Regions from separate parts of the Homo sapiens genome. Here region 1 is linked to region 2. A link is a contact called in ENCODE Hi-C or POLR2A ChIA-PET data. All regions are on one chromosome and are shown on one strand. The core of a region is the stretch at or near the end of the contact, and the rest is flanking DNA. Distances in the headings are between cores, read along the strand shown.

What was found. A loop is a pair of places that touch in the nucleus more often than their neighbours do. ChIA-PET counts read pairs that join two places held with the same protein, here RNA polymerase II (POLR2A). Pooled maps may share reads with other maps.
Region 1: a pooled map shows a loop between it and region 2 (2.9-fold over the local background). The contact joins the promoter of RRAD here to the enhancer-like site in region 2. A Hi-C loop is called at or near these places in 3 of 50 pooled maps. POLR2A ChIA-PET finds 5 or more read pairs at or near these places in 2 of 52 experiments (A673 and Caco-2).

The regions. Positions count from the first base shown.
Region 1 is chr16:66,924,214-66,929,992 of GRCh38, reverse strand. It overlaps RRAD (RRAD, Ras related glycolysis inhibitor and calcium channel regulator), which reads left to right and starts at 4,458. Exons shown (of 5, transcript NM_004165.3): 1 at 4,458-4,584; 2 at 4,799-5,183. The coding sequence starts at 4,814. RefSeq lists enhancers at 1,752-1,921, 1,639-2,838 and silencers at 4,464-4,523, 4,654-5,093.
Region 2 is chr16:66,657,576-66,663,572 of GRCh38, reverse strand. All of the region lies in intron 1 of CMTM4 (CKLF like MARVEL transmembrane domain containing 4), which reads left to right. Among named protein-coding and RNA genes, the nearest start is that of CMTM4, 36 kb to the left of the region's middle. Within about 2 kb of position 2,657, at least 28 of the 41 ENCODE cell types and tissues checked have a DNase peak (open chromatin) inside an H3K27ac peak, as active enhancers do.

The sequences.
Region 1 (5,779 bases), core at 3,209-5,708, 260 kb before region 2:
CCTATGCAGCAATTGCTATCCTCTCTCTCTCTTTTTTTTTTTTTTTTTTGAGACACAGAATCTCGCTATGTTGCCCAGGCTGGAGTACTGTGGCTATCCGTAGGTATGATTATAGCACACTACAGCCTTGAATGCCTGGGTTCCAGGGATTCTCTTGCCTCAGCCTCCTGAATTCTTGGGACTGCAGGCATGTGCCATCACACCTCGCTTGCTATTCTTTATCCCCAATTTTCGGACAGGAAATGGGCTTCTAGAATAAATGTAGTCAGACCTCCATTATCCATGCGTTCTACATCCATGGGTACAACCCGCTGTGGATCGAAAATGTAGTTAGGCCTAGGATGACTGTGTCTGTACTGGACATGTACAAACTTTTTTTCTTGTTGTTATTCCCTAAACAATGCAGTCTAACAACAACTTACATAGCATTTACATTGTATTAGGTATTACAGTAGTAATCCGGAGATGACTTAAAATATATGGAAGAATGTGCAGAGGTTAAATGCAGATACTGTGCCATTTTATATAAGAGACTTGATCTCAGCCACTGAAGTTGAGTTTAAAAAACAAAGTAAAAAAATATATGTAAAGGAGTTAAGTATTCATGGATTTTGGGATTCATGGGGATCCTGGAGCCAATCCCCTGTGGATACCAAGGGACAACTCTAATTTACTTCTCAAGACATCTAGCCGGGCACGGTGGCTCACACTTGTAATCCCAGCATTTTGGGAGGCTGATGTGAGGATCGCCTGAGCCCAGCATTTTGAGGCAAGCCTGGGCAACATAGCAAGACCCTGTCTCTAAAATAAAATGTGTGTGTGTATTTAGTGGGGAATGGTGGTGCATGCCTGTGGTTCCAGCTACTCGGGAGGCGGAGGTGGGAGGATCGCTTGAGCCCAGGAGGTTGAGGCTGCAGTGAGCTATGATTGTGCCACTGCACTCCGTCCTGGGTGACAGAGCAACACCCTGTCTCAAAAAAAAAAAAAAACTTACAGCTAGGGAGTAAAGGAGGCCCTGAGCAGCTTGATAGGTGCTGTGCAGCTGGCAGGGGGCGCCGTTGCCTACAGAAGGGGCTAAGCCCATCCTGAACCCCAACTCCTATTGCTCCCACTCAGCTCACTCTTAGGAGGGAGTGGCCTCGCCACCTAATGACCAAGAGGAGGTGCTGGATCTGGCTACCTAAGATCAGAGAGGTGAAGCCATCAGCCCCTATTGCCCAGAGCTTCTTCATCTGTGAGGGGGATAGTCATGGCAACCACTTGGGACTGCCCTTGGGAGATTTAAATGGGTCTAGGCCTAGCTCTGATGATCTAGGCACTGTATCCCGCACAGATGAGGAAGCTGAGGGCTCCAGAGAGGCAGAGTGAACAGCTGAGCCCCAGGGAGCCTTCCCGAGCTGAAGGCCTCACACCCTACGACGTGTGTACCTTCTGCCGGACAGTCCCTGTCTGAGGTGGCCATGGTGTCTGTGTTGAGCTGGGGATGAAGGGAGTCATGGGGGCGGCAGGTGTGATTGAGTCATTTGGCTGGCCTTCCTGGCAGCCAGGCCATGGTGGGTGAGGGACACCAAACTGCTCATGCCACAGCTGACATATCAGATAGTTCTCTTGTCACTCTTGACTCATCAGTGCCTGGCCCCTGGCTGCCTGCAGGGCCACCATCTGTGCATCCTGGGCCAGTGCCCAGGGAACTTTCTGGAACCCCAGATGCTATCTGAGGACACAAGGGTACAGGGGATGGTGAAGTTTGAGGTTCCTGAAACCCTCCACCAGGTATGTCTGGCTCTGCTGTTTCTGGCCTGTGACTCCTCAGGCTTTGGTTACCATGTCTACAAAATGGGAACAACAAATCATAGCTGAGTTTGACCCAGGGATTAGATGACATGTATGAACATGCCCGGCCATGTCTATTTTTGCTCATCATCCTGCCCCCAGCACAAGGGCCTGGCACACAGTAGGTATTTAGTACAGGACCGCGGAATGAATGAATGCATTGGGCCTTAGAACACAGCAGAGGCTCTGGGGCCTGAAGGCTGTGGTGTGAGGAGGGGGTGGGGACACTGAAGCCCAGCCCAGTTCCCTCTGCAGCATCTTGTCACCTGAGGGACGGGGAAGAGTGTGGGGTCCTACAGAGAGGAGACATGGGTATGGGGCTAGGGGAGAGGTATCTGCATTGTTCCTGAGACCTCTGCCCCACTCCTGGACAGACCACCATCCTGGAGAGAGTGGAGCAGAAACAGGAGAGGGACCACAAATTCACCTAACCTGCCCCATCCAACGAAGGATGATCATGATAAACGTGCTCTTAGTGAGATATTACTGTGTGCCCGACTTGAGCCAACTACTGTGCCTCTGCATTTCATGTTTGTTTTGTCTTATAATAACCATCAGGAAGAGGTGATCCCTGTTCTACACTGGAGAAACTGAGGCTCAGCCTAGATAAATGGACACAGGTGAAACAGCTAGCAAGGAGCACAGCTGGGATCTGAAGCCCGGGCGGACCTAGGAGTGGTTCTAGCCTCAGTTTATTCCTCCTGGGCAGCCATGCTCAGCCCAGAGAGCTGGGAGAACCAGGTGGTGGGAGTGGGGGTGTCTCAAGGTTGTGTCCTGGTGTTAATCCCTGGGGCCCCTGGCCATATCTAGCTTGTGGTGAGTGTCTCTGGCCTGTTGGAGCAGCCACTGGAATGCCTGGGGCTTGAGTGGCCCTTTGTGGTTGCAGTTCCCTTGGCAATGAAGAAACACTGCTGAGGTCAAGAGCTCAGATTGCCAGAGGGGAAACCCAGCCCTCCTTCTTTGCATGGCCCCCTGCTGGGAAGGGCCACAGCTACCCCCCACCCTCGCCCTCTGCCAGACACCCAGAGGAGGCTCTTTCCAGTGGCACAGTCATGGGGTTGGAGGGGGCACAGGCAGCCCAGCCAGGATTCCTCATGGGAAGTGTGTGGTGGCTCTTTAGACTTGCCTGCTAACGGGAGGCTCTGCCCATAACTTCCTCTTCCCACTGGAGTTCGTTCAGGAAGCCAGAACCAGCATGGGGATGCTCAGGCCTCCAAGATCCCCTAGGACCATGGGCAGGCCACCCCTCAGCCCAGCTTTTGCCTACTTTGAAGACCTCAAGGACAAGAGGGCCCTAATCTTACCGAGCCAGGCCCTCCTCAATCCAAGGCCTTCTTAGGCGTTGCCAAGGAAACTGATGCAGCAGCCAAAGAGCCTGGCCCAGGTCTCCATGACAACCTACCACAGCCCACCAGGGTCCATCCATCTGTGATGTCACCTGAGCCCCAAATGGATGCCCTCCCACCCCCACCACACTTGTCACAATCAGATGTCACAGTCTGATAGCAGGTCCCTGTCACAAAATACCTCACAGCCTGACCTGCAACCCTCAGACCCCTGAGAGATGAGCAGGGAGCTAAGACACTCCTCATGCCTTGACCACACCCTGTGTTTATGCCCCTTTTGGGTGGGGGCCTGAACCTCCAGGCCCTGGATGTGCCCTGGGTGGCTGGCTCAGCCTACAGCTAGAGGGAAGAAGGGAGACCTTGACGACTCGAAGTGGCTGGCTCCTGCTGGCATTCAACACCCATTGGCCTGGATTTCCCCAACTCTGGGCAACTTCCAGTCCAGGAGCAGAATAACCAGAGCCACGGCCAGGGCCAGGGCTGGGGCAGATTATTTATTTTTAGCAGAGTTGCTGGCAGCTGCCTGGTGGGTGCTGGGAGGTGGGATGGGGACTGAGTTTAATCCCTTCCCTCTTCTGGGCTGGGGTATCCTCCCCAGGGTTCAAGCAGGCATCTCCACCTGCAACTCTGTCAGAGCTGCCCCCACCCCCAACAGCCCTCTCAGGGCCCCCAGGGGCTCATGGGGTGACACCAACCCTCACACTGAAGGTTAGGCTCATTAGGGAGAATCTTCAACTCCAGGATGGGGAGTGGAAAGGATTTTGTGTGAATTTAGGACACCCCCTAAATTCTAGCTCAGACCTGAGCCTATGGGGAGTGGGTGTCATGGGCAGAGAAGGGGGATCTCTGTCCAGCCTGTAACTAGCTTACTTGCTAAAAGGACGAGCCGGGACTTGGGGAGAGGAAAGGGAGAATTCAGTCTCACGGGGCCAGACCGAATTCTTCTCCAGAGGGCAGTTGCTGCTTTTGGCTGATTGGGTTTACCCCGCTGCCTGCCTCCCCATCACGTACTCCCCCCGCAACCTCGCTCTCTCTCTCCTTCTCACACACACCCTCAGCTCCGGACCTCGCCTACCGGTCAGCCCCTCTATTCCCAGACAGCTACCGCTACTCCCCTGGCGGGTAGGGCGGGGTGTCGGGGATGTAAGGTCCGAGGAAGAGGGTGGGGGATTCCCCTGGTGGGGGTGGACAGACACGTCAGCCCCCGCAGCAGCGTGGACCGGGGGCGGGAGCGGGGGCGGGTGGAGGCTTAAATAGGCGGCTCTGGAGCCAGAGCCCAGTGCGGGCTGAGAAGGCGGTGGCTGCAGCAGCAGCGGCGGCGGAAACCCTAAAGTCCGAGTCCGGACTACGAGTGCGTGGCCTCCTAATCCGGATCCTAGTCCTGAGCGTGTCTGTGTGCGAGTGGGTGAGTGTCCTGGCGGAGCGGGGTCGGGGCGGCTGCAGATGGATGCGCCAGGTCCGGAGGGGTCCCGGGTGAGGGCGCCGCGACCTGGGGGCTGGGGGAGGGCTGCGGCGGGACCTCGGCCGGAGCATCCCGCCTGACTCCGGGTTGGGCAGGTGCGCCCCGGGTCCCGCCTCCCTCGCGGCTTACACGGCCACTCGGGTTCCTGATCCCCTAGACGGTCCCGGACGCGATGACCCTGAACGGCGGCGGCAGCGGAGCGGGCGGGAGCCGCGGTGGGGGCCAGGAGCGCGAGCGCCGTCGGGGCAGCACACCCTGGGGCCCCGCCCCGCCGCTGCACCGCCGCAGCATGCCGGTGGACGAGCGCGACCTGCAGGCGGCGCTGACCCCGGGTGCCCTGACGGCGGCCGCGGCCGGGACGGGGACCCAGGGTCCCAGGCTGGACTGGCCCGAGGACTCCGAGGACTCGCTCAGCTCAGGGGGCAGCGACTCAGACGAGAGCGTTTACAAGGTGCTGCTGCTGGGGGCGCCCGGCGTGGGCAAGAGCGCCCTGGCGCGCATCTTCGGCGGTGTGGAGGACGGGCCTGAAGCAGAGGCAGCAGGTGAGGGGACCCAGCTGTTCAGGGGAGGGGCGATCCCGGGGCTAGGACTAGGGGCTGAGACCGGTACTCAAAGCCGCAAATACCGTGGAATTATAGTTGTTGTTGTTGTTATTATTATTATTATTATTATTTTATTATTATTTTGAGACAGAGTTTCGCTCTTTTTCCCAGGCTGGAGTGCAGTGGCCTCGATCTAGGCTCACTGCAACCTCCGCCTTCAGGTTTCAAGGGATTCTCCTGCCTCAGCCTCCAGAGTAGCTAGGATTACAGGCGCCTGCTACCACGCCCGGCTAATATTTGTGTTTTTAGTAGAGTTGGGGTTTCACCATGTTGGCCAGGCTGGTCTGGAATTTCTGACCTCGTGATCCGCCCACCTTGGCTTCCCAAAGTGCTGGGATTACAGGCGTGAGCCACCGCACCTGGCCAATACTGTGGAATTCTATTGGCGCTTTCAGAATCATGCCTCTACCTACCCACTTCATAAATGGGGAAAGGAAAGGAGAAGGGACACCCCCCAGCCTTTGGTAGGGAAGAAATGCCCAGAGTAGAAGGCCAGGGCATAGATATGGCTACTCTGTGGGATGGGACTGGACATC
Region 2 (5,997 bases), core at 1,408-3,907:
GACTCTGTCTCAAAAAAAAAAAAAAAAAAAAAAAAAAAAAGCAAATGAAAATCTTAGAACCATAGAACGTAGTATCCAAAATAAAAATGGATGGGCTGGATAGCAGAAGGTAGCTCATCACTCACTGTAACCTTGAACTCCTGGGCTCCAGTAATCCTCCCGCTTCAGCCTCCTGATTAGCTGGGACTGCAGGGGTATACCACCATGCCTGGCTAATCTTGGGTTATTTTATTATAGCTGCTTTACAATCTGATAATTCCAACAACTGTGTCATCTTGGCATTGGCATCTGTTGATTGTCTTTTTCCATATGAATTGAGATTTTCCTGGTTCTTTGTATGCCAAGTAATTTAGAATTATATCGTGGACATTTGTTTATTATGTTATGGGACTCTGGTCTTGTTTAAATCCTATGAAGAATGTTGATTTTTGTTTTGTTTTCGAAAGCAATCAACCTGGCTGGGTTCAAGTGAGAAGTTCTGGTCAGTCTTCTGTGGGTTGAAGGTTCAATATCAATTCTGTTTCAAAGCCTTTGTGATGCTATTTGAATCTTTGCTCGGTATATGCCACCCAGTGGTCAGTCTGGGACCTAGGTGGTGAGCTATCCCATAGTTCATTCTCAACGTCTTTACTGCACTGTTTAGGGTCAGATACACATATATATACAACTTTGGGTGAGCTCAGGAGTTTATAAGCTTTATGGGCTTGGTGTTTTGATTTATAAACAGGAGTTTATAGAACTTTATGGGTTTGCTTCCTCTTTCTGCCAGTTCCTTGGTATTTTCCAGCCCTTAGAACTCCTCTTTCGGGTCTGTGTCCCAAAAGCTGGTTCTTTAGTTACCCTACTCTGTTGAACAGTTTCCACAGCTGTGTCCATGTCCTAGGCCACATGGTGGGAGGACAGGGGAAGGGGAAAGCAAGGGGGTTCGCTCATGCCCTAAGAACTCGGGTTCCTCTGAGTCGACTCCTCTGTTGTGGACATCTGTAGCCTCCTGCTGCTGCATTGCCTCTGACACTTCAGGGTTGTCTGGGGTCTGAAATCTAAGTGAGAATGAAGGAAAAAAAAAGTTAAAAGGAAAATAAAACCCAGGATTGTGTTCAATGTCTATGAGTGTTAGGAAAATCCCCCTGTCTACTTTTCTGGCCAGAACTAGAGGATTGTCCTGGACTCCCTATCTATACCAGGCTCTCTTTTCTGGGTTTTTCTGGGTTTGAGGCTCCTTAGAGTCTAAGCTGGGGAACACTGGAGGAAAAATAGGAGCCTGACTGTTGGTTCTGTGGTGCTTTGAACTCTGGGCATCTTCACCATCTGCCTACTTTGATTTGTTTTTCAGTGTCCTGAAATAGCTGCTCTGTGCATTGTTTCCAGTTTGATAGCAGCATTCAGTGGGACAGACAGGCTGGAGTGTACCTACTTCATTAACTGGAACTGGAATTCCAAATTTATGATACTTGGAAGCTTTCTAATTTGTTTTTGTTGTCTGTTTTTATTGTCTGATAGCCAAATAGGCTCCTGGCTTGCAGGCTGCTGGGGCCCTGGCTTGTGTAGAGATGAATCACGGTGGCATGGTGTTTTGGTTTTTTGTTTGTTTTGTTTTTGTAGTAAGGAAATGTTTTATTTTTATTTTATTTTATTTTTTTGAGACAGAGTCTTGCTCTGTTGCCCAGGCTGGAGTGCAGTGGTGCGATCTCAGCTCACTGCAGTGTCTGCCTCCCGAGTTCACGCAATTCTCCTGCCTCAGCCTCCTGAGTAGCTGGAATTACAGGCATGCACCACTATGCCCGGCTAATTTTTTTGTTGTTTTAGTAGAGATGGGGGTTTCACCGTGTTGGCCAGGCTGGTCTTGAACTTCTGACCTCAGGTGATCCACCCACCTTGGCCTCCCAAAGTGCTGGGATTACAGATGTGAGCCACCGTGCCCGGCCTATAGTAAGGAAATGTTTTAAGTATTACTCTGGGATATTCCTGGCATGTGCAAGGAATCATATAAAAGGATCCATTTTAATAAAATTTGGACTTAATGTTACTATCTTTTCATATTAGCGAACAGACTTTTCTGCCTGTGAATATGAAAACAGAGCATTATAGAAAAGATTTGGGACTGCTTAGCTCTACTTCCCACTAAAAATGACAGTCTTTTACTTCATCCTTAACTGACAAGCGTTTAGCCTCAGTGTGACTGATGTCAGCTAAAATCACCAGGTCTGTTTTCACTTGGCTGCTTTTATCAAGTCTGTTCTCCCTACTCTATATTCCTGTAGCTGAATCTTTGAACCTGAAATTTATACGGGTTACAGTCCATCCGCAGCACCAGTCTGGCTGATGTTGGGATAATTTTGAAGCTTATTACCTTACATATTAGCAATCTGAAGTCTCTTATTCACAGATGTGGCAAGTGATAAACCAGCTTTGTATGTTTTCTCCCAAATAATTTCTAGAAACTTAAGTGGCCCTTCACCTGAGCCCATGTTTTAGGCTGACATGGAACATTAATTATCAACCTTTGGATAGTGTCCAGTTGCCTGTGGACATGGTTTAATGACTGTTTCGTAGATGCCTGTTCATGCCCTGTTGGTCAGTCATTACTCAGCTATTTTCCTGAGTGTCTGTTCGGGAGGGATAGAGCAGGGAGCCAGCTAGACGCGATTCCGGAGACAGGCCCCACCGTGCGGTAAACTGCACTTCCTCACTTAGCACAGCGAGCAGGAGAGGGAAGAGCTGACTATGGGGACAGGGCAGCCAAGTGTTAGGAGATTTGAGGAGACAGCAGGAAGCCTGCAGAGGGAGAGGTTTATTGTGGAGGGATGAGGAAAGGCTTCCCAGAGCAGCTTGCAGTTATTTTTTTATTTGCTTGTTTTTAAATTACTTCTTAAAGAAATCACACAAGTAATACCAATTTAAGAAAAATTAGAAAATACCTCTAAGTTAAAAGAAAAAAACACATGTCCTAGTATCTTACTCATCAGAGATGAACACTAGTCACATTGTGTGTAACACTGTCTCCGTATTTGTTCACATATGTCTGTGTGCATATATTTACAAGTACAGATTGCTTTGTAACATGACTGTTCTATGCTGCTTCTCCTTATCAATAGACTTTACAACATTGAAAATTTTTCTTTTTAATTTACATGCAATAAATTTCACCTTTTATGGTGGAGTTTTGTTTTTTTTTTTTTTTTTTTGAGACAGGATCTCACCCTATTGTCCAGGCTGGAGTGCAGTGGCATAATCAGGGCTCACTGCAGCCTGTACCTCCCAGGCTCAAGCAATCCTCCTACCTCTGCCTTCCAAGAGGCTGAGACCACAGACATGTGCCACCACGCCTGGCTAATTTTTTCTTTTTTTGTAGAGATGGAGTCTCACTAGATTGCCCGGGCTGGTCTCCAACTCCTGGGCTCAAGTGATCCTCCTGCCTTAGCCTCCCAAAGTGCTGGGATTACAGGCATGAGCCACCGTGCTCTGCCTTGTAGTTTTAATTTGCATTTTCCTAATAGCTAGTGATGTTAAGGATCTTTTCATGTGCTTGTTTGCCATCTATATATCTTCTTTTGTGATGTGCTCATATCTTTTACCCACTTTTTAATTGGGTTGTTTCTTATTGTGGAGATTTGAGTTTTTTGTATGTTCTGGATATAAGTTCTTCAACATTTTTAAAAAATTTAAATTTTTATTATGGAAACTTTCAGACATACACTAGTAAAGATAATAGTACAAGTGCCCACATACTTTTTATCCAGCTTTTACAGTTATCACCATTTTGCATTTTTGTTTAATCAACGCTCCCCTCCTTTTTTGTTGTAATATTTTAAAACAAGTCTTCAATATCATAGCATTTCAACTATAAATATGAAGTATGCATCTCTATCAGTTACGAACTTTATTTTAAATGACACATCCACAATATCAATATTACTTCAAAATAACATAATTATTCCTTAATGTCATTGACTATCCTATGTTCACTTTTCCCCAGTGATCTCCAAAATGCCCTTTTGGTTTGTTTGAATTAGGATCTAAACAAGATCCATACGTGATTGCATTTGCTTGCTGTGTCTGAAGTCTCTCTTAATCTTACAACAGCCCTCATCTCCCTTTATGTCATTTGTTTGCTGATGAAATGGGGTAATTTGTTATATAGATTTCCCATTTTGGCCTTGACTGGTGGCTTTCTCTAGTGTGATTTTTTTTTTTTTTTGAGGCAGAGTCTCACTCTGTCGCCCAGGCTGGAGTGCAGTGGCACGATCTCGGCTCACTGCAACCTCCGCCTCTGAGGTTCAAGTGATTCTTGTGCCTCAGCCTCCCAAGTAGCTGGGACTACAGGTGCACACCACCATGCCCAGCTAATTTTTGTATTTTTAGTAGTGACAACGCAATATTGGCCAGGCTGGTCTCAAACTCCTGACCTCAAGTGATCCGCCTGCCTCAGCTTCCCAAAGTGCTGGGATTACAGGTGTGAGCCACCACGCCCAGCCTCTAGTGTGATTTTAACATGCTCCTTCAACTTCTCTGTTTCCTGTAACCTGGTTACTCTATATAGCTTGACTGTGGGATGGGGTTGGGGGTGGGATGAAAAGAAGCTGTCTCAGGTCTGCTGGCTTCATCCTACGGCATCCACACTAGCAGGTGGAGCAGCTGATTGTCTTGCTTTTAGTGAAGCCAAGATTGATTGGTGGGTGCTTGATCCATCTGTTTGAAATTCCGCATCGGTGGCTTTAATAGCTACTGATGCTCACGAGCTAGATCAGCCATTCTTCCTCCCTGTGGGAGGAGATTTTGCCCCCCAGGGATATTTGACAGTATCTGGAGACATTTTTGGCTTTCTCCACTTGGGGGTGGGAGGAGTACTGGCACCTAGTGGTGTGGAGGCCAGGGATGCTGCTAAACATCCTCAATGCACAGGACAGCCCCTCACAATGAAAAGTGATCCGGTCTGAGATGCCAATAGTGCTGAGTTTGAGAAATCTTGTCCTAGAGCCCAATGTGGGTATCAGGATTTTGAAAGGATCCCTGGATGAACCAAGTATATGAGCCACTGGCATAGATCAAGGGCCACAGGAAATCACAGAGCGATAAAACTGGTTTGGGCTGAAGAAAGAGCCACAGAAAGCTTTGGTGGAGGAAGTGCGACTCGAATGGGAGTTAGGAGCATGACTTTGATAAATGAACAGGCAGAAAAAGAATGTTTTTTTGGTTGAGTTCAGCAATTAATGCCCTCTAACTCCTGGTTTTCAGATGGATTGAGAATCCGGGTCCAGATCATTTCAAAATAATGGTTTCCTCCCCTCCCTCCCTCCCTGCCTGCCTCCCTCCTTCTCTCCTTCCCTCCCTCCTTCCCTCCTTCCCTCCCTCCCTACCTCCCTTCTTTCCCTTTCTTTGCTTTCTCTCAATCATAGCTCACTGCAGCCTAGACCTCCTGAGCTCAAGTGATCCTCCCACCTCAGCCCTCTGAGTAGCTGGGACTACAGGCATGTATCACAACGTCCAGCTAATTTTTAATTTTTTAATATTTTTTGTAGAGATGGAGTCTTAGTATGTTGCCTAGGCTGGTCTCGAACTCCAGGCCTCAAGTGGTCCTTCCACCTTGGCCTCCCAAAGTGCTGGGATTATAGGCATGGTTATGGAGCCTGGCCAATGATTTTCTAATTCAATCATTCCTTTTGCATTTATTAACTGGAATTTTGTAAAGATCTTTTCCTCACCATCTGTTTGATTTTCCTGAAATACAGTTTGTACAGGAAAGGCAAGGTAAATGCTGATTCTTTTGATTCTTTTCCTTCATTAATTTTCCTAATAACAAGCTAATGCTTTAGCAACCTCTAAAGGTGAACAATGAGTTTTTTCTCCAAACTCGTGGATTTTTACAGATTTGATACATGTCATTTAAAAAGCCTTTATTTTGAAATAATTACAGACTGAAAGATTGCAAGAGTAGTATAAAACAATATATGCTTTGACCTAGATTCTCCAAATGTTAATTTCACCATATTAGCTTTA